2 separate regions of the Homo sapiens genome follow, and region 2 is linked to region 1. A link is an interaction called in ENCODE POLR2A ChIA-PET data of the cell type or tissue named here. Cell type or tissue: MCF 10A. All regions are shown on one strand. Each heading gives the region's core, and the rest is flanking DNA. Links, peaks and the distances in the headings are about the cores only. Region 1 overlaps THRB (thyroid hormone receptor beta). Region 2 has its middle 91 kb from the start of RARB-AS1.

Region 1 (9,465 bases), core at 204-8,203:
AAAGGAGGAACGCGGAATAGTAAGACATTTCCTTGAGGACCAAGAAACACCATGTTTAATTTTGTGTTGTCTTCCAGGCTGCAATGAACTGGCCTTTCCCTTCCCTTATGCCTTTAGTAAAATTGCTACCAGTAGCAGCCTTGTATTAGTCATGATTTTGGAATTGAAATGAAAAGGGGAGGGGAGCTGTGCCAGAGTCACCCCATGCAGAGAAGAGAACAGCTATAGTGGGAGCTGGAGTGAGAAGACACCGGGACCCTGGAAAGCCCAGCAAATCTTCCCAAGTCCTGTGCAGACTACTGGGCTTCCCATAGTATGTGGGAGAGGCTCAAGTCAGTTTCCAAAAGTGGCAAACAAAGGGGTGACACAAGGAGGCTGGGCAACTGGGGAATAGTTGGGCTGCAGACACTTGGCTGACAAAAATAATCTATAAACCCGGATGAATTCCTCAAATAGCTCCAGGAGGCCCAACGTGCCCCTGCTAAGTTCTCTTCAGTTTGTTCTTTGTGGCTCTGATCAAATGAATTCACACTTCAAAGGTCCAATTATTGAGGTGTCTGTATCAATAGGAATCGAAACAGGGTTCTGCTTCATTGGAAAGGAAGGATCAGGGCTAATGTCTCAATTCACCCTTCTGAGTCTAAACAAACTAACAAACCATATGGGCTTTTGGAATCCCCTATTTAGCACAAATGGCAATTCGTGCATTTTTATCTTGTGTTTTCCTTCATATTTGATGAAGCTGCTCTGCAGATTTGCTGGTTCTCCCTCTCTCCCTTTCCCCTATCTTCTCTCTTTCTTTGAGTGTGCAAGAATTTTCCACAGGATCCTTTAATTTTTGACCCAAATAGAAGATCAACATATTATTGCTTTGGATGTGTTCTTTCAAAGGGAAAAATATAATGTGGGTTTTGTGGCATCAAAGAGATAAAGACGAGATGGCCACGTAAATGACATAGCGAGTACAAATTGACATTTTGATGATGCTTGAATCACACTGAACAGGTTTATGAAGAGAGAAACATTTTAAAGACTGAAGACCATTTTAACTCCTTAAGACAAAAGTTCTTAAAGAAATGTCTTTCAGATCATTTTCATTTTTTCTCTTTGCACTGTGGGACCAAGGAACTTAGAAGTAGTGGCTCTTGGAAAAGTCTTTGAAGAAAAAGTCTAAGATATTGTGTAACCGAAATGGCACACAAAACATGGGGCTTAGAACATCAGGCCCCATGATAGAACTGGAGACTTGGGGCCCTGACACGCAGCTATCATTTGCCAAATGCACAATGTCTTGTAATATTTTTCTGGTCCTGGCAGTATTAATGAAGAGGGTCCACATCACTGGGGAGGGTGGATTGTGAAAAGTTATTAAGTTGTCCTGTAGCTGTCAGGCAGTGTCAGCCTCACAACATGAGAGAACTGGGAAGAATCATTCAGTTTGGTGTTTGATAGTGTTTGGCATCACATTCACAGTTTTTGTCATCTCCACCTACTTTTCCTTTTATCTACCTTACTTAGATTATTTGCTTAATAATCTGTTAAACTGACCCACTACAGAGGAAACATCTTATTATTCAGTAATAAAAATCCATTTGACATAAATCAGAAGATAACCACAAAAATAGATGCATGGCAAAAGCCTTTGTTACTTTGGAGCTGAAGGTTCTGGCTGAACATTGCTCCTGAGATCCACTCTCTCTTTGTTAAAAAAGAAGGTAAGTGTCAAGAGAGGTGTTAAAGGCAGACTAGCACCACACCGAATCTCTCTCCTTGCCTTATTTGGAAGGAGATATAACCAGGAAGAAAACCGTCAGAGAAACAGCTTTCTCGTGGTGTGATTCAACATTATTTAAAACTGTCTTTGTACCTCTAAAATCTCAGCTAAAAAAATTACCATGAGTCCCTCCAGAAATATAATTCCCGTGTATGTAGCTTAATTTCTTCATTTTAAAGGTCACTGAAGTCCAGAGAAGCTAGGGGTCACCCAAAGTCACACAAGGAGTCCTTGGATAAGCTATAAATTTTATTTCTTTGAGACTAATTCTCCTGAACGACTGTGGGCCCCATTTCTTGCTGGCTGTCACTGGAGACCACCCTCAGCCCTAGAGGTCATCTATAGCTCCTGTCATGGGAACTTTCCCCACATGGCGGTTTACTTCATGAAGCTGGCACGGAGAGTCCCTAGAGCAAGTCTGCCAGCAAGAGGGAATCTTAGATTATGTAATGTAATCACAAGGGGTGACATCAAATTTGCCATATTCTCTTGGCTAGAAGCAAGGTACAGGTCCTGCACACACTGAAGGACAGGAGATTATCCAAGGTGTGAACATTAGGAGGTGGTGGGGAGTGTAGGAGGCCGGTCTGGAGTCTGGGTGCCACAGTGTACATGGGAGTTCATTATGCTATTCTATCTGCTTACCCTTGAAATTTTCCATAATAAAAAGAATTATTTCTTTCTTTTTTTAAAAGTCTGCCATATCTAAATTTCCTATAGTAAATACATTTCTAGATTAGCTTTAAAAAAAGAATTCTAGGCCAGGCGTGGTGGCTCATGCCTATAATCCCAGCACTTTAGGAGGCTGAGGTGAGAAGATCACTTGAGCCCAGGAGTTCAAGACCAGACTGGGCAACATAGTGAGACCTGTTTCTCTCTACAAAACAATAAAAAATTAGCCAGGGGTGGTGGCGTGTGCTTGGAGAGGCTGAGGCAGGAGAATCTCCTAAGCCCAGCAGGTCAAGCCTGCGATGAGCTGTCTTTACACCACTGCACTCCAGCCTGGGCAACAGAGCAAGACCGTGTCTCAGGTTAAAAAAAAAAAATTTCCTACTGAGTTAACCAGGAAGCAGCAACTCTACAAAGAATTCTCGATGTACTTGTGACCGATATTTTATCCACATATTCAGCCATTTATCCAATAAGCATTTCTTGAATTCTATTGCACACTGGCCTAGGTGCTGGATGTACAGTTAGACACATCTATGTCCTCAAAAAAAAGAAGTCCACAGGGACTTACGTGGACAAGTGAAGCAGGTAGTTACAGTGCAGAGTGACAAGTGCCAAAGCACATCTACACTTGGGTGCCCTGAAAATGCAGAGGACTCTGAAACCACTTCTATTTAAAATTATCTTCCCTGAAAGGGTTTGATGTGTAGTGGCTTACAGACGGCTGCCCATTCTGTGCTATCCTCCCATCTACAGGGGGACCGTTGAGTCCTGGCTGGCACTCAGACTTGTTTGGGCCAATCCAGTGTGGATGAAGGGATCCTGTGTGATTTGAGACTGGGCCTCATGGGATCTGCAACTTCTGTTTTCGTGTGCTTGGGACTCTTTCTCTTGGAAATCAACAGCCAAGTAAGAAGTCTACCCTGCCGGAGGAAAGGCCGCATAGAGGGAGGCCTGAACCAGTGTTTGATGTCCCAGCTGAACTCCAGCCATCTTGGATGTTTAAGCCACTAAGTTTTGGGTCGGTGTGCTATTTAGCAACAGATAACTAAAACTTCAGTTGTAGCTAAGCCATGAACAAATTCTAGCCTGCATCCGCGGTTTCCACACACAGAACTTAACACACAATCGTGTGGTCACTCACATCCATATCTGGCATACCCCAAACCAGAAGGAGGCAGGTTTGGCCAAAGACTACGAAGAGGGCTGCACAGTATCCACCAAAGGCGGATCACTTCGTAGAGTCTTTAAGATGGCTCCTTTGGCTTCTTTCTATCCTGGGACACTGCAAAAAGCATCAGACATCTGACGCCCCCCCTTTAAGTTCCCAGTCCACTGGCAAACCTGCAATTTCTTACTGAAGAAGAGTGAGCTATGTTTCTGAAGCTAAAGGGGGACTGAAAACTCAAGTGATTGGAATTAGCGCTAGACAAGCAAAAGCTCTTTGGATGCCCACTAACGAGTCTAGGCGTACTCACCTGAAGACATCAGCAGGACGGCCTGAAGGAGGGCTACTTCAGTGTCATCCAGGTTGAAAGAAGACAGAGACATGCCCAGGTCAAAGATGGCGTCTGACACCACCCCAAGACCCCCATTTTTCAGCTGGCCCCGTGTCACTGCCATTTCCCCATTCAAGGTTAAAGTCTCACTTTCTGGGTCATAGCGCACAGCAGCGCGAAGGGACATGATCTCCATGCAGCAGCCTTTGAGGAGGATGATCTGGTCTTCACATGGCAGCTGAAAAGAACCAGTTCATGTCAGCAAAGAACAAATGCAAAAATGCCAGTCAGGAACAACATACAGTATCTTAAAAGCAATAGGAATAACCTTCTGTGATTAACATTTGTCCTGCATTCTTTGAGCCCATGGTTTTCCCTTCCCTACTTGGCTGCAGACTTTCGACAACCATTTTTCATACTCAAAGTTGACTGTAATCTTCACCAACTTTAACCTCAGGAGTTTGCATTGCTTTTATGACAGACACAGTTCTCCAACTGCTATTACAGTCGTGTGTGAAACTGTGCTAATAACCCCTCAGTTTGGGGGTTTGTATTATAACTTCAACTGATAACTGCTTGAGAGCAGGGTTTATGTTAAACTCTCCATTTTTGTTTGTTTGGTTTTTTGTCTTGTAGCTTGAATAGGTAACAGCTTACCCTACTGTTTAGCTGGCAACTGGGCTTCCTTTTGGTTTTTGAAGCACGTTTGCTCTTGTAGCCTCTTGGCACAAAGCTAGAGGGTTGTTGGCAGAGATACATGTTGCCCATGAGGCCCAGAGATATAAGCTTCATCTAAAGTCACCCAGGGACTTGAAGGCAGAGGGGAGAGCAGAATTCAGACCTCCTGACTCCCAAGGTTGTGTTCTTCTCAGCACCTTAGACACAGGATTACTCAACACACTGGGTCTTTCTGCCAGTGTTGCAATCTCCTTTTAAGCTCATTTGGTTACCCTGTTAGTTAAGATTTGTGAGAATGTGGCAACGTTAATAATAAAAAATACCTTTGCTTATAGGCAAAATAAGAATTTTATTTTCTGGAAGGGGAGACTATTTAATTAAATGCCATTATCAAAGGAGTTTGGAAAGCTATTAGTAAATGGGTGTGTTTGATGAATTGGGCATCATGCCCAGATTTCCATGCATCACCTCATTTAATCTTCACAGCAGTACAATGAAGTAAATATTCTAATTCCATATTACTTACAGATGTGGAAATCCAGGCACTGAGAGGGTAACAAGCTGGGTGGGGGCGGGGGTGGTCAAATGAATGTTTCATGGGTGAGGCTAGGATTTGAAACTGGATCTGTCAGAATCCAATGCCAAGAGAAGAAGGAAACATAACTCTTTTTTTTTTTTTTTTTTTTTTTTTTACCATGGATATGACTAAGTTTCCATAAACAACAAATATGTGAGTTACACCTAATATCTGTCTCTTCATTAGAGCAGTTACAAATTCCTTTTGGGAAACGCTCTTGGCAATACTCAACCAGTCCAATTTAGGTTATTATATAAAAGTAATACAACTGAATTACATCTAAAATACTGGGCATTTTATGTTTTTTACTAGCTCAGCCTAGTCACTTTACCATTTAATTTCAAACTGCTTGGCTTTTTCTTCAGAATAAAAGTCATTGCATATTTGATTCTGGAATCCATACATATGAATTCTCTCCTTCCGCTCATTTTTTAAAAAGCACTGTGATTTGCTTTTGTCTAGGTTCTGATTGTTAAACACAGATTGCTGACCCCAACCTCTGAGTTTCTGCATTTCCCCCAAGTTCCCAGGTAATGCTTATGTTGCTGGTTCACAGATCCCACTCTTGAGAACCACTAGCATAGAACAGCAACAAGAAGTTACTAATCAGATCAAACCATTTATTTTTAAAATGTGTCACAAAGTATGCAAACTGGGGCAGGCCCCACTTTTGAAACCAATTCTGATTATAGATGAAGTAGAAATTTTCTTTTCCAAATTTCTAGTTTAAATACCAACTGTTGAAGATTAGTTCAAATTTAAATAAAAGCTGAATAAGTATTTGCAAAGGATCACCAATGGTTTAAAAACTAGGCCAGATGCCTTTTCCTTTAAGAGGGATTTGTAGGATCCTGGTGAGATTTGTTTCAACACGTGGGCAAATAATCTCTTAGACACCTGCCAAAATGCTTTCATTGTGAGAACACTCAACAAGGGCCTGACAGGCAGAGATGCAGGGATACTCCCACAGGTTCTTCCTGCTTCCTTAGGAGAGCATCACTCAGGTTGACTGGCAAAGACGACAGGGCCCTGCACTCTAGGAGTGGTTTTGCATGTTGTTTTGGCAGCTCTGCCGGCGATGATTTTAGATCTTGTGAAGCCCCTGGTGTCATGCCAGTCTTGTTTGGTGGGTTGGCGTGGATCTTAGAACAATTATCATGAACACAGTTTGAATAGCAGATGTGATAAACTGCCTCTGGCAAGAGACCCCTGGCTCTCAAGACCACCTGAGATCTCCAGCCCACTCCATGGGTAGCTCACGAACCTATACAGTTAATTCACCTCTTTTGGGTTTGAGAGAGAATATAAAAGGCTAAAGGTCATCAGGAGGCCTCAAAGACAGAAAGTACATGCAAAGGTGCTTTGCTGTAAAGGTGCTCCCACCATCCCGCCACCATTGTCTTTTGTAATTGGCAGACCACACGATATCAGGGTAGAAGGAGAGATGGAATCAAAAATGAAACAGCTTGGACTTTTAGGGAAACTTGGATAGATAAGCTTGCCACAACCCATGCTTGAAAAGTTCCACGTTGACCCCTCGCCCTTGCCGTGGATGAAAGTGCGCAGTGTGTTTGCTCCTGGTGGCGGAGATGGCTGCTGCTTCTGTTTTCTTCCTTCAACTGAAATATCTCTTCAGTGGTTTACATGAGTTTTACACTGGAAAAAAACCATCTCAGGGGCTGGGGGGGCGGTGGCATTCAAAGGGTACCATATGACTGGCAGGCTGGCTAGAGTTGTAGGGGTGACAGACTCAGTAGAGTTCCTCCTCAGACCCAAGAACTGGGGGCAAAGGGACACAGCCAGAGAGAGGACCAAGAGAGGTCCAGGAAAACAAAACCATCCCCTCAGACAAAAGAGAACGATGACAGCCAGAACTGGCAAGAGTGAGGGGAAACAAGCCCTTCGGTGCAGATGTGAGAGTGCACATACTTTCTCGAGGGCACTCTGGCAACACATATCAAAAGCCTGTATATCTCGGTCCTTAAATTCCATGTCCAGGCTTTACCCTTCAGACATAGTCAGTGATGCGGGCAGGATATAGTTGCCAGAACATTCACAGGAGCATATTTTTATTAGTGAAAAATTGGAAATGAACTATAGATCCAGTAAAAACAGATAACAGAATTTATGGTAGATGTATTCTTTGGAATACTATGTGGTCATTGGAAATCATTTTGTGAAAAAATATGTAAACGCTATGTCCTCCCATTGAAGGTAAAAAGTTGGTACAGTGACAGGTGCTGGTAACGATCTGCTTCTTTTGGTGCCGATCATGTGGGTGGGTTCAGTTTGTAAAAATTTATTGAGCTGCACTCTTATGACATATCCACATTCTTTAATAAAAAGTTAAAAATAATTTCATACACAGTACATTGTGGTATGCATTATATTAAATATGTTTTATACTTCATATATATGTATGTATGTGTATATGTGTGTGTGCACACACACAAATATTTGAAAAAAGACTAAAATAGGTGCCAAAATCTTGTGGTAGTGTTACCATAAATCATTACCTTTATTATGTTGTATAAATAAACCTTCAATGAATACGTATAATTTTTGTAATATCCTCTAAAATGTTAATAGATGTCTACTTCTAAAAAAGGCGTCAAAGGCATGGGAAGCTCCATGGCCAACACAGAGATATAAGTCAAAGTCCCTTCCTCAGTATCTACTGACTTCTTTAGGGGTGGGGTATGAGTCATTGCTACTGCAAGGCTGTGGGTACTAGCATATCAGGTACCCTGGTGCTATAGACTGAATGTCTGTATCCCTTCAAAATCCATATGTTGCAACCTAATCCCCAGTGTGATGGTATTGAAGGCGGGGCCTTTGGGAGGTGATGAGGTCATGAGAGTGGGGCCCTAATGAATGGGATTTGTGCCCTTGTAAAAGACATCCCAAAGATCTCCCTTGTCCTGTCCATCATGAAGGGACACAATGAGAAGACAGCTGTCTATGAATCAGGAAGCAGGCCCTCACCAGACAGTGAATCTGCTGGTAACTTGATCGTGAACGTCCCAGCCTCCAGAACTGTAAGACATAAACTTCTATTGTTTTTAAGCCACTCAGTCTATGGTATTCTGTTGCAGTGGCCTGAACTAAGACACCTGGCCCCCACCACAGTGAAGCTGGGGCTAAGAGGGAGGCAAACGTGCTCTCTCAGGTAGGTCTAGGGGCAAGATATCTGTTTCCCGAAGCCCACTTTCCTGTCCTTCTGGGTATGGCTTCTGTGGAGGCTCAGAAATTGGCAATGAGAAGTGTCCCCATAATGTCTGAGGTCTCTGTGTCCCTCTGATTCCAGCTAGGCTCCCATTATTGCAAACTCAAAGACAGAAGAGAGCTGGAAGCCAAGGCAGCAGGAGTCATTCCAGGTGAGGAAACTTAGCTTCTTTTTAGGTGAGACCAGGATCACTTATCACTCAGCCTGCTTACCTAAGAGGCTCACAGCTGTCCGTGACCCTCTCTATTTGGTATCTTTCTGGGTCCTCTTGAAGGTATACAGAGCAAGAGACAAGAATCTTACGAAATTTTTTTAAAGTTTTCCAGAAAACATAACCCCATTTGATTAAAAAAGAAGAAGGTTAGAGGCAGGATGGAAATGTAACAGATAAAATAAAAGCAGTATTAGCAGTTAAACTATGGAATACTTATTATAACCCAGGCACTGTCTAATCACTTTACAAATATATTATCCCACTTAAAAAACCTTTCAACAGCTCTAAGAGGTAGACATTATTGTAATCCCCATTTTAAAGATGAGATAAGTGAAGTTTGAAGACATTGGGTAACTTGTTTAGGATTCTTGCCCATGTAGCTGACTGTAGAGACTGTGGCATCAGCCACCACAGGGCAGGCCTGATAAAGTTCAAGTGTCCCAAAGGGAAAGTCGAAGAACTCCGGTGGGACAGCTCTACAGGGTGCCCTGAAGATGGGACAAGCAAGAGTGAGCTTATAGGAAAAGACGAAAGATTTGTGGGGATATTAAGAGCCTGGTTCTATGAGGGGCATTTAACTTATTCTTGAGGATTAAGAAACGACCACACAGTCATCTCACTGGGATATGCACTGAGAAGAATACAGACCTAGGCTCTAACCATGATGTCACATTTGGATAACTTAATCTCTTTGATCTTGATTGTCCCCGTCTGAAAATGGGGTTAATACAAGCAACCCTGCAAATCGGTTAGAAGGATTAGATTGAATGTGGGCAAACCTGAGCACCTGAGTGTGGTAACTAGGACAGCATAGGTGCAGAATAAATG
Region 2 (9,465 bases), core at 691-8,690, 1.2 Mb after region 1:
ATGCAAGTTTCAACCAACAACTATTTTCCAAAAGGCAGAAGACCTCTACTATTTCCCAGCCCTCATACTTCACCTATATTTGGAGACCTTAATTTCTGGAACAGTACTCCCATGAACCAATGATGATAACTCATTCATACTGTTCCGCCACTGAGGCAACGCTTCATAATGTCAAAGGGCATGCAGTTGCCTGGACCAGCAGAGAAGCCTTTTCAGCTGTTTCACGTAGTGGATTAGAGCTCAGATTTAGAGCCAACTTCAATTTCAAATATCAGCTTCACCCACTGTAGGCTGTGGTATCCCATTCAGGTTCCTTAGAGTGTCTCACCCTGTTTTTTCATTCACCAAAATGGTTAGTAAGACCTCCCTCACGGGGATGCTGTGAGGTTGAAATGAGATCTGTGTGTAAAGCACTGAGCACAATGGTGGACACTTGGCAAATGCTCAGTGAAGCTGGCTTTATTAACAAGGGGCTATCCAAGAGACAGAGTATCCTTTTTCCCTGTTACCATCAGTCACCTCTCAATCACAAAGAGTTCCCTTTTCCAAAAGGCCAGGTCTGTCCACAGATGTCTTTATTGTGTTCTTGTATATGTTGTCTGACAAAACCAAGCTGCAAGGAGGTTTGGCTCAACAAAATGGCATGCCATCATTTATTAAACTTTGGCAAAAGAGGATTCTGTTCTCCATAATTCACATCCACTTGAAATAATTTCACTTGACTTCATTAAGCTTGAAGGATTGCACTTTTCCTTCACCCCTTTCTTCCTCGTAGTTACTTAGCCTTTACAACTCAAAAGATAATTGCTGTATTAACAAATGTTTATAGCATAATAAAGGAGTGGGAGGAAGGCGAAGGATTTTTTTTCTATCTGGGCTATTCCCTTTGGTTTCTTGGAAGTACTGGATAGCAATGGAATAAGTCATAGATAATTTTTGGAAATCAACCAAAGGATTAATTTTCCAGCCACCAGTAAACAGTTCTTAACCGGAGACCCTAAGACTTTGTGGGGAATGAGGCTACCAGGAATTCCTAGTGGCTAAAAGGATGTCACCACAACTCTGAGCTGGGAAGAAATCCTGACTTTACTGGAAATCAGGAAAAGACTCTGGAAGGTACTGGTAGGGCCTGTGGAAATCCCCCTCTCAGTCCTTGGGTTGGGGGATTTAAGAGAACCTTCTAGAGAATGCTCCCCTTTTCTTTAGGCTAATGAAGCATTGAGCTATTTACATAGAAATCTCATTTAACTGTGTGTTACAGGCTGTAATGTCCCCCTTGCCCCAAATTTATATGTTGAAGACCTATCCCCCAGGACTTATGAACATAACTACGTTTGGAAATATGGTCTTTAAAGAAGCAATCTAGCTAAAATGAAATCATTAATCCAATAGGACTAACATCCTTATGAGAAGACAAGATTAGGACACAGGCATGAACTGGGGGAAGACCATGTAAAGACACTCAAAGAACTGACCCTACCACCCCCTCGAGAGAGGCCTCAGAAGAAGCAACCCTCCTGGCACCTTGATTTCACACTGCTAGCCTCCAGAACCATGAGAAAATGGATTTCTGTTGTTTAAACCACCCAGTCTATGGTGTTTTGTTATGGCAGCCCTAGCAAACTAATCCACTGTGTGGAGGGACACAGGAAACACGCCTTCATGACTGGGGAAGATGATTCCTTCATGGTCCCTTTAAAACGTTCAAAAGGCTTTACAAGGAGTATCTCTGATACTAGGAAACTCAAAGTGGGTACATGGTAAAAAAGGTTCAGGAGTCAGAAGTGATCCTGCTCATGCAATTCACCTCCTTGCAGTGACTTTGCTCTATTGGTTGATAACTGGAGTCCTGGGCTGTCTTTCCTCTCTCTGTATATATAAGGGCCATTGACAGTGAGGGATGCACTTAGCGCTCTGCTCAGTCCTTGGCTTTTCCCTCTCTCTCCCCTCTTCTCTTGCTTTCCCCAGAACATAAACTTTGATTAGTCTTTGACCCAGCCATAATGTTTTCCTTGTGAATTATAAGTGAAATTATATCATCGCCAGTGTTCGAGCCCTCTCCTCACCTCTCTGACCCTGAAGTTTTCTATGAGCTTGCTCACATGATAGGGAAATGATGGCAAGAGCTTTGGTAAAGAGACAAATTTTGCCCTACAACAGATCACTTATGTCATACTTGGGCAAATCTTTCTGAAATCCCTCAGTTTCCCCTTCTGAAAAATATAGAGTTGAGGCAAAACTATCTTTAATATCCCTCCAGCATTACCATGCAATGATTATAATCCATCTGCTTCACAAAAATGTACACAAATATACTCATAGATACACACATATATATCTTCCCTCAGGTCATGAATGCATAGCTCATTCTTGAAGATCAGTTCGAGTTCAAGCATGGAACGCTGTGCATTCTGTAAAATAATGTAAGCAATAAACTGCACTTGCAGAAACCAGTCATTAATGGTCCCAAATAGAAAAATAAACTTTTCTTTGTACTCATGTTTTCAAGTGCTGTAAAAATGCTTGCCCTAAGTCTCAGATATAATAAGTCATAATTTAAGAGATATGGGTAAAAATGCTTGAGCCAGATGTTTGCTTTTTTTTTTTTTTTTTTGAACACACACGGCTTGTTTGCCTTTTACCCACTGCAGCAGTTCAGCCTCAGAGGATAACTAAGAAAAACCTCTGAGATTGTTAGAGGGGAGCTTCACCTGCCAGTCTGGGCTGCAGGATCTCTATAGCAACCAAACATAAATCAAGGAAATGGCCCCTTTTGTAAGTTGGTTAATAGGCACAACATGCTTCTTTAGAAAATCCAACCATTCTTTCAATAGACTTTGATTGAAAGTCAGCCTTTTCTTCAGACACATTCACATTCACATCTAGTAGCAGCTTGTATGGCTGTCCACGGGCTAATTTATTACCCTTTAAAGATCTGGCAAAGAAAAAATGGCTCTCAGAACAATGTTTACATTCAGAGGCATAAGCACAGAGGCACAAAAGAACATCCTTTTGTTCTGAACTTGGAATATTAATCTTTAACCCAGGACTTTAACTTTCCCTCTCTTATGGGGATTGACAGAACCACTCCTCTCACTAAAATTTTACCAATTTAATACAACGTTGTTTCTAACATGTGAGAAGGGGGTAGTGAGTCTTCCTCCCACTTTTTTTTTTTGCCAAACCTTGATAGAGATTAATTGTTTCTCAAACTCCCCATCCTTTTCTTGAAGAATACCCTGCTTCAGGGGTTGCTGATGAGCAGAGTTGGCTCTCTTGTCCCCAGTAGGAGAATTTGACAAATTAACAAAAATACAAAGACTGTTCTTCACTGCTGGCGATGCAGCGAGTTTAGGGCCATTGGATGGTGAGATAGCCCCTTCCCACCCTCACCCCACCAAAATGTAATTTGGAAATGTGTCCAAGAAATGTCCCACATTGAGCAAGTCCTCCCCGATGTCACAGAGTCTAAAGGCAAAGTGGGGCACACACAGCATTTTCTTTCATGTGGGCAGGGACATGTCACTAAGTGAATGGTGAGCTTTCTCTCAAAGAGGGGAGCCAAATGCTATGCCCCGTCTTCCTTTGAGGTGGGAAGAAGAGATGGGGAAAAGCCTATAGAAACAAACCTTTGTAGTTTTTGTTAAAGTAGATTATAAGATGAAAAAGTTCTTCTAAAACAAGAGAGAGCTTGCGTTGCTCTATGTAGCTTCATATCCCTGACAGAGTTAGGCAAAGAAAGATTTATATTAATGCCTTCCTCTTTAGCTTTCTTAATCCTCAGAAACCAAAGTCTCCAGAAGCTAGACTCCTCAGGAGCTCCTTTCCCTTTGATATGGTCAGCTGTCCCCACTGGCAAGTGGGGAAGAAAGAGCCCTGCGTTGGTTTCAAAATGGGCATGTTTAAACGTGCCCTTGATTTTAGCTGCAGGCCTGTGTTATGAGAAAACATGGTCCTGCCCTATTCGAGGCTGGTCACTTAGAAATAGCTTTTGCCTTAGTGTCAGCCTGAAAATACCTTTGGGGTCTGTGAAACTGAAGACGCTCCCAAAATTTAATGCAAACTAAGCATGATGTGTTCTCCGCGAGAGCCAAAAAGATCCTAGACACTCAGTAAAGGAGGTTGGTTTTGTTTTTTGTGTGTTATTTTTAATTTTTTTCCTGTGGCTGAGAATCCAATGCAGACAAAAGATTAGCTCTCCTAGTTATTCACAGCCTGGCTGTGCAGTCACGCAACCAGATCAGACACGTTATGTAGAATTTTTCGCCGTATACCTGTATCTGTATTCTGATACGTTACGGAGAAGCAGTACAGTACTGTAGTTAAAAATGTGGGCAAAGGCTCTGAATTTTCAGTGTTCAAATGCCAGTTATGCCACTTACTGGCCGTGTCAGTCTGGGCAGTGAGCACCTATCTGTACTCAGTTTTGTCATTTGTAAGATGAGGCTATAATAATACCTACTTCATAAAGTCCTTAAGAGTTGATGTTTTATAATGAACCACTTAGACCAGTGCCTGGCATATCACAAGCCCTCAAACGTTCATTGTTATTAACATTTTTAATGCTTCTTTTTGTAGTTGATGCTATTGTATTGTTGACGATGGGAAGAATGCCTATTACCCAACATACAACACAGCATTTTCCAATTTCAGATGATATTTTGCAGAACACTGGACAAGAGAAAAAGAATTTCCCGAGGCTAGAGTTACTCCATTTAAAAAAAAAAAAAAAAAAAAAGTTCAGAGATAGGAAGCAGCTGTCTATGACAATAACTAATCCCATTTTCCTAAAACCATCATCACCTAGTATCTCTATCTTTGCTTTCGTCTGATTAAATGGAAATGTCTCAGGTTTAGGAGTTCTGGCTAAAAAGGTGGTATGTGTTTGTCTTCTGCCTGTTCTCTGCCACCAAAATGAAGAACTGGTTCTGCTCACCTACCCTAGCCAGCCTCACAGGGTCACAACCTAGTTGCATTTTTGAAATTCAAGCCAAGAATGCTGGAGCTCAATTTCACATGTGTCGTAACTGGGAGTGGCTACTCATGGCTCATCGGTTGTCTGCACCCTTCTCATTTGTTCTAAGGGCTTTGTTACTTTGAATAAGCCTTCTTAGCTTCAGCCCAAGTATCACAGAGACAATAACTTCGGAGGAGGTAAGGAGGGGATGTTCACCGAAGGATTCACCGAGGAAAATGCAGCCTGTTTCCCAGGAAAGAGCTCCACATCTGTAAGAATTCCATGAACAAGTCAGAACTTGCCAAAAGGATCAGCATAATCAAAAAACCAAAGAGGACTGAGATAAACCAAAAAACACCATATGTTGATTATGTTGTCATTCGTTAAGAATTAAGTTTATAAACCTTGGGTACTCACTGAGAAGCAGCATATTCTAGTAGGAAAAGTCCAGGTTTTGAAGAGAGACATTTGAACCACAGGAACTTAACTTTAGTACTTACCGCATGGCCTTAGGCAAGTCCTGGTAGTGAATTCATTCTCTCTACCAGTCAGCATCCAATAAGGAAAAATAAATGCCATTCCAGCTATTTCTAGCAGAAGGAATTGAATATGGGGAGTTGGTCATACAGTTGATGTAAGAGCTAAAAGAGGAAACTGCAGAATGGGGCCACCCAGACATTAGCTACAACAGAAAGCCACTACCCCTCTCCCAACCCAGGCTGAAGGGACTACAGGAAGAGATGGTGCTGTTGGAGGTTAAGATCTGGGGCAGACAGTGGGAGCTAAAACCACAGAGGAAATTCAGTCACTGTGGGAGAAGCCACCTAAGGCAGAGGGAGAGAGGAGAGAGACCATAGCTTCTCTCCTTCCAACGGCCCGTTGGCGGAAGCTTCCTAGAAGTCATTTGGCAATGTATTCGTGGCCTCCCAGTCTTTTCTCCTACTGTTTCTGTAAAAGAAGAGAGAGGAGGAAGAGGGAGTGGAGGGGGGAAGGAAGAGGAAAAATCACCAGCTTTGCAGATTTGCTCTCAGATTCATTCCCTGCCTTTACCCTGCTCTGGTCTTTATCACAGGGTATCGAGGTGTATACACAGATAATAGTGCCCCAGTTAGCCCTTTACTATGTGATTAGTCCTGCTGTGTCTCATGGAAAAAGTATTTCTGCTTTTTTCTCGAAAGACAATCTGTCCATTTTCCCAAAAGAGTAATATGTTACCCAAATTATATAGACTATGTGTTACCACTTACCGTGTAACTCTCATATGCTAGAGGGGCAACATGGTACAGTAGTTAAGAGCAAGAGCTCTTAAGTACTTGTGTTCAAATCCTGGTTGTGCTTGCTTTGTGACTGTTGGGCATTTTAACTGCTATGGTCAGAATATTTGTGTGCCTCAGAAATCCACATGTTGAAATCCAGTCCCCAATGTGTTGGTATTAAGAGGTGGAGCTTTGGGGAGGTGATGAGGTTCTGCCTTCATCAATGGCATTAGTGCCCCTATAAAAGAGGTTTGAGGGAGACCCCTTTGTCCTTCCACTATGTGAGGATGCAGTGAGAAGATACCATCTATGAAGAACAGAACTTTACCAGACATCAAATCTGCTGGTACCTTGATCTTGGACTTCCCAGGCTCCACGACTGTGAGCAATAATTTTCCATTGTTTATGTATTACCCAGTCTAAGGTATTTTGTTATAGCAACCTGGACAAACTAAGACATTAACCTCTCTGGTCTCTTGTTTGTATGATGGGATTAAAAAGAGTCCCAGCCTCATGACACTTTTATTTTATTTGCCTAATATGTAGGGCTGTGTTCTTTTAAGTATTAAATGAAAATTCTCCCAGGCCTAAGATTCGATATGTCAGTGGCCCACTTTTATTGCTGTGATATGTGGACAAGATGGGACTATTTCTCCTTTGGTTTTGACTAAGACACTCACATGCTAGATAATGAATACCAATCTAAATGTAAGGCAGATCACCAACAGCAGAAAATAATATGTTGAGAACAAGTTCCATGACCCTTAGGCCCTTTACCACAGCAGCTAGACGGAGAATTCTGAAGTATCAGGACGGGAACAAGGATATATGGAGATGGAGGATTTATTTAGAGAAAAGGGAGCTTTGCCTCACACACCAAATGTGTTTCTCAAAAGTGCATCTTGTTGGCTCAGTAAATTTTCATGGTTTTCTATATTAGAGACTTAGGATCTAGTTGAATCAACTGTCTAAGCAAAGTATGTTCAAGGATGCCTAATCTTACATAATAGAATGAGCCCTAGGGACATCCACCAAAAGAGGCAAAACTTGAGATGAGCCTTGAAAGAAGAAACTTAGAAGAGGGTAAGAAGACACATACATCATGAAGTATTCCAGAAACAAGGAAAGATCCTCTCAAACCCACAGTAGAAAATTCAAAGGGCAAGGCAGCCTGGAGTCTGCCAAAAAGGCTTTTTTTTCCCCCAAAGAAGCTGGTAACTAGGGTTTTGCTGGAAGTTCCTACTTAGAGGAAAATTAAGCTATCTATGTCCATGGGAAATGAAAGGTGGGAAGTAACTTCACTATTTCCTAGCTTTCTGGGAACTCGGGCAAATTATCTCTGTGCTTCTGTTTCATCATCTGTAACATGTTGATTTTAATTGTACCTACCTCTTGAAGTCGACATGAGGTTGAAATGAGTTCATACATGAATATATTTAGCATGGTAGCCAGCAGGTAGTAAACATTCAAAAATTCTTAGTTTAATTATTGTAATTATTCAGTGGTAAAGGTCTGGCAGAGAAAGAATGAAATTATCTGGATTACTGGAGGGGGAAAAAAACCCTCACTCTAACTGGGAGGGTCAACTTATTCCCTGTCCAAATTGTTTACTGTTTAATTCAGTTCTCAGAATGGATCTCTAACTCTGACCCATGAACCGGTCCATGTATTACTAGTTAGAATTTGGAAGTCCCATTGCTTTTGTTCACCTGCCTGAATCCATAATATATTTAAGTGAGCCAGACATCTCACTTGCATGCTATCCTAGCAGTGCTTTACTTCTAAACTGCCCTGGACAAGATATTTTGCAGGAGTGAGAAGATATGCCTTCAGTGTCATGGGCAGTCCGTGAGGCTCGTGGACTGAGAAGATTCCTAGAGACTTTGAGTTTTGTGTAGGGCTCTCATTTCCTACCTAGATAGTGTCTGTGAAAGAGCTAAATGGATTCTACAATGGCTAAAGACCGAAGTCTTTTATCTGGCCTGTGTAGACTTATAAGAGTTCCATGTATATAAACTTCAGGAAATCCATGAACTCTGTGATGGTATGCAAAATGGTATGTTCCCACACAAGTGTACATCTTAGGAGAGGATTAATTGCTTTCATCATATTCTCAAATGGTTAACAAATAACTCAGGATAAAGTAAGGGAATTAAGGTCTAGATATTTTACCAGCAGAATAATTAGACCTATAACTGAAACATAGAATTAGAGGACAAAAGGAGCTTACAATCAGTTCACTTAGCCCTACAACCTTTCCCTCCCTATTCCTGATGTTGCTTGAAAAACTGAGTACTCAGAAGGTATTCTTTTTTTTTTTTTTTTTTTTTTTTTTTTGACTTACAGCTTACTTTTAATTTTGTCTTGGATTTAGACTGGTCAAAGGTATTCCTGCTTCCTCCACAGAGATGTAACATTATATGAATTCATAAGAATCATGGTTTGTTTGTTTTCTTGTAATCTGAAACAGCTTTTATCAAAAACCTAATTCATAAAGAAAAGCTAATCATGTACAGGGAAAAGCAGATCTTCGTGGGGATTTTTTTCCTTTATCAGCGTAATTATAGTCTTATTTTTTCTTTTTGTTTTCTCCCCTGTTAAAAGCAAGAGATGGTCCCATTTTTTCCCCTCATTCCCCAGTCTAGTCTCATGCATGGGACTAATTTGACAAGACAAATCATTGGAAGAACATTTATCTTTATCCAGGAGGTTGTTTTCAGAAATTTTTTGATGTTGTCCTAGATTTCTACTTTTTTAGAGGCTTTTTGAAATGACAGATGGGCTCAACTGCTTTTAATGCCTGGTGGGGTGAGGAAGAATTGCATTCACTTATGTGTGTGTGTATACATATGAGAAACATTAATTTTTAATTTACTCTGTTTACCTTGAGAAACTGCCAGTGAATGATTCAGATATTCCACAGAAAGGGACTTTCTTTTGTAATATAGGACAAAAGACAGCTAAGCATGTGTTCTTTCTTCAAAGCAGAGGTTCAGGGTAGGGGGAATAGTATTTATTTGTGCAGCTTACAAAAGGACTACTTTGACTATGTAAACACTCACGTAATTTTATTAAGAGTTGCTACCAAATCTTTTTTTTTTTTTTTTGAGACGGAATCTCGCTCTGTCACCCAGGCTGAAGTGCAGTGGTGCGATCTTGGCTCACTGCAACCCTTGCCTCCCGGTTTCATGCAATTCTCCTGCCTCAGCCTCCTAAGTAGCTGGGGTTACAGCCACGTGCCACCACGCCTGG

What was found. Peaks named below come from ENCODE experiments on the same cell type or tissue, not always from the same donor. Only the 100,000 strongest peaks of a DNase experiment are listed, where the experiment ranks them.
Region 2: POLR2A ChIA-PET joins it to region 1 with 5 read pairs; 1 of 35 experiments calls an interaction of 5 or more read pairs at or near these places.

The regions. Positions count from the first base shown.
Region 1 is chr3:24,123,578-24,133,042 of GRCh38, forward strand. THRB (thyroid hormone receptor beta) reads right to left here. Exons shown (of 11, transcript NM_001354712.2): 10 at 3,922-4,180. Among named protein-coding and RNA genes, the nearest start is that of THRB-AS2, 23 kb to the right of the region's middle. In MCF 10A, for the core only: no CTCF peak of the experiment used is centred there; DNase peaks (open chromatin) are centred at 4,844, 5,154 and 6,114.
Region 2 is chr3:25,288,881-25,298,345 of GRCh38, forward strand. It overlaps a transcript of RARB not described here. Among named protein-coding and RNA genes, the nearest start is that of RARB-AS1, 91 kb to the right of the region's middle. RefSeq lists enhancers at 2,534-3,123, 4,973-6,172. In MCF 10A, for the core only: no CTCF peak of the experiment used is centred there; DNase peaks (open chromatin) are centred at 3,901 and 5,031.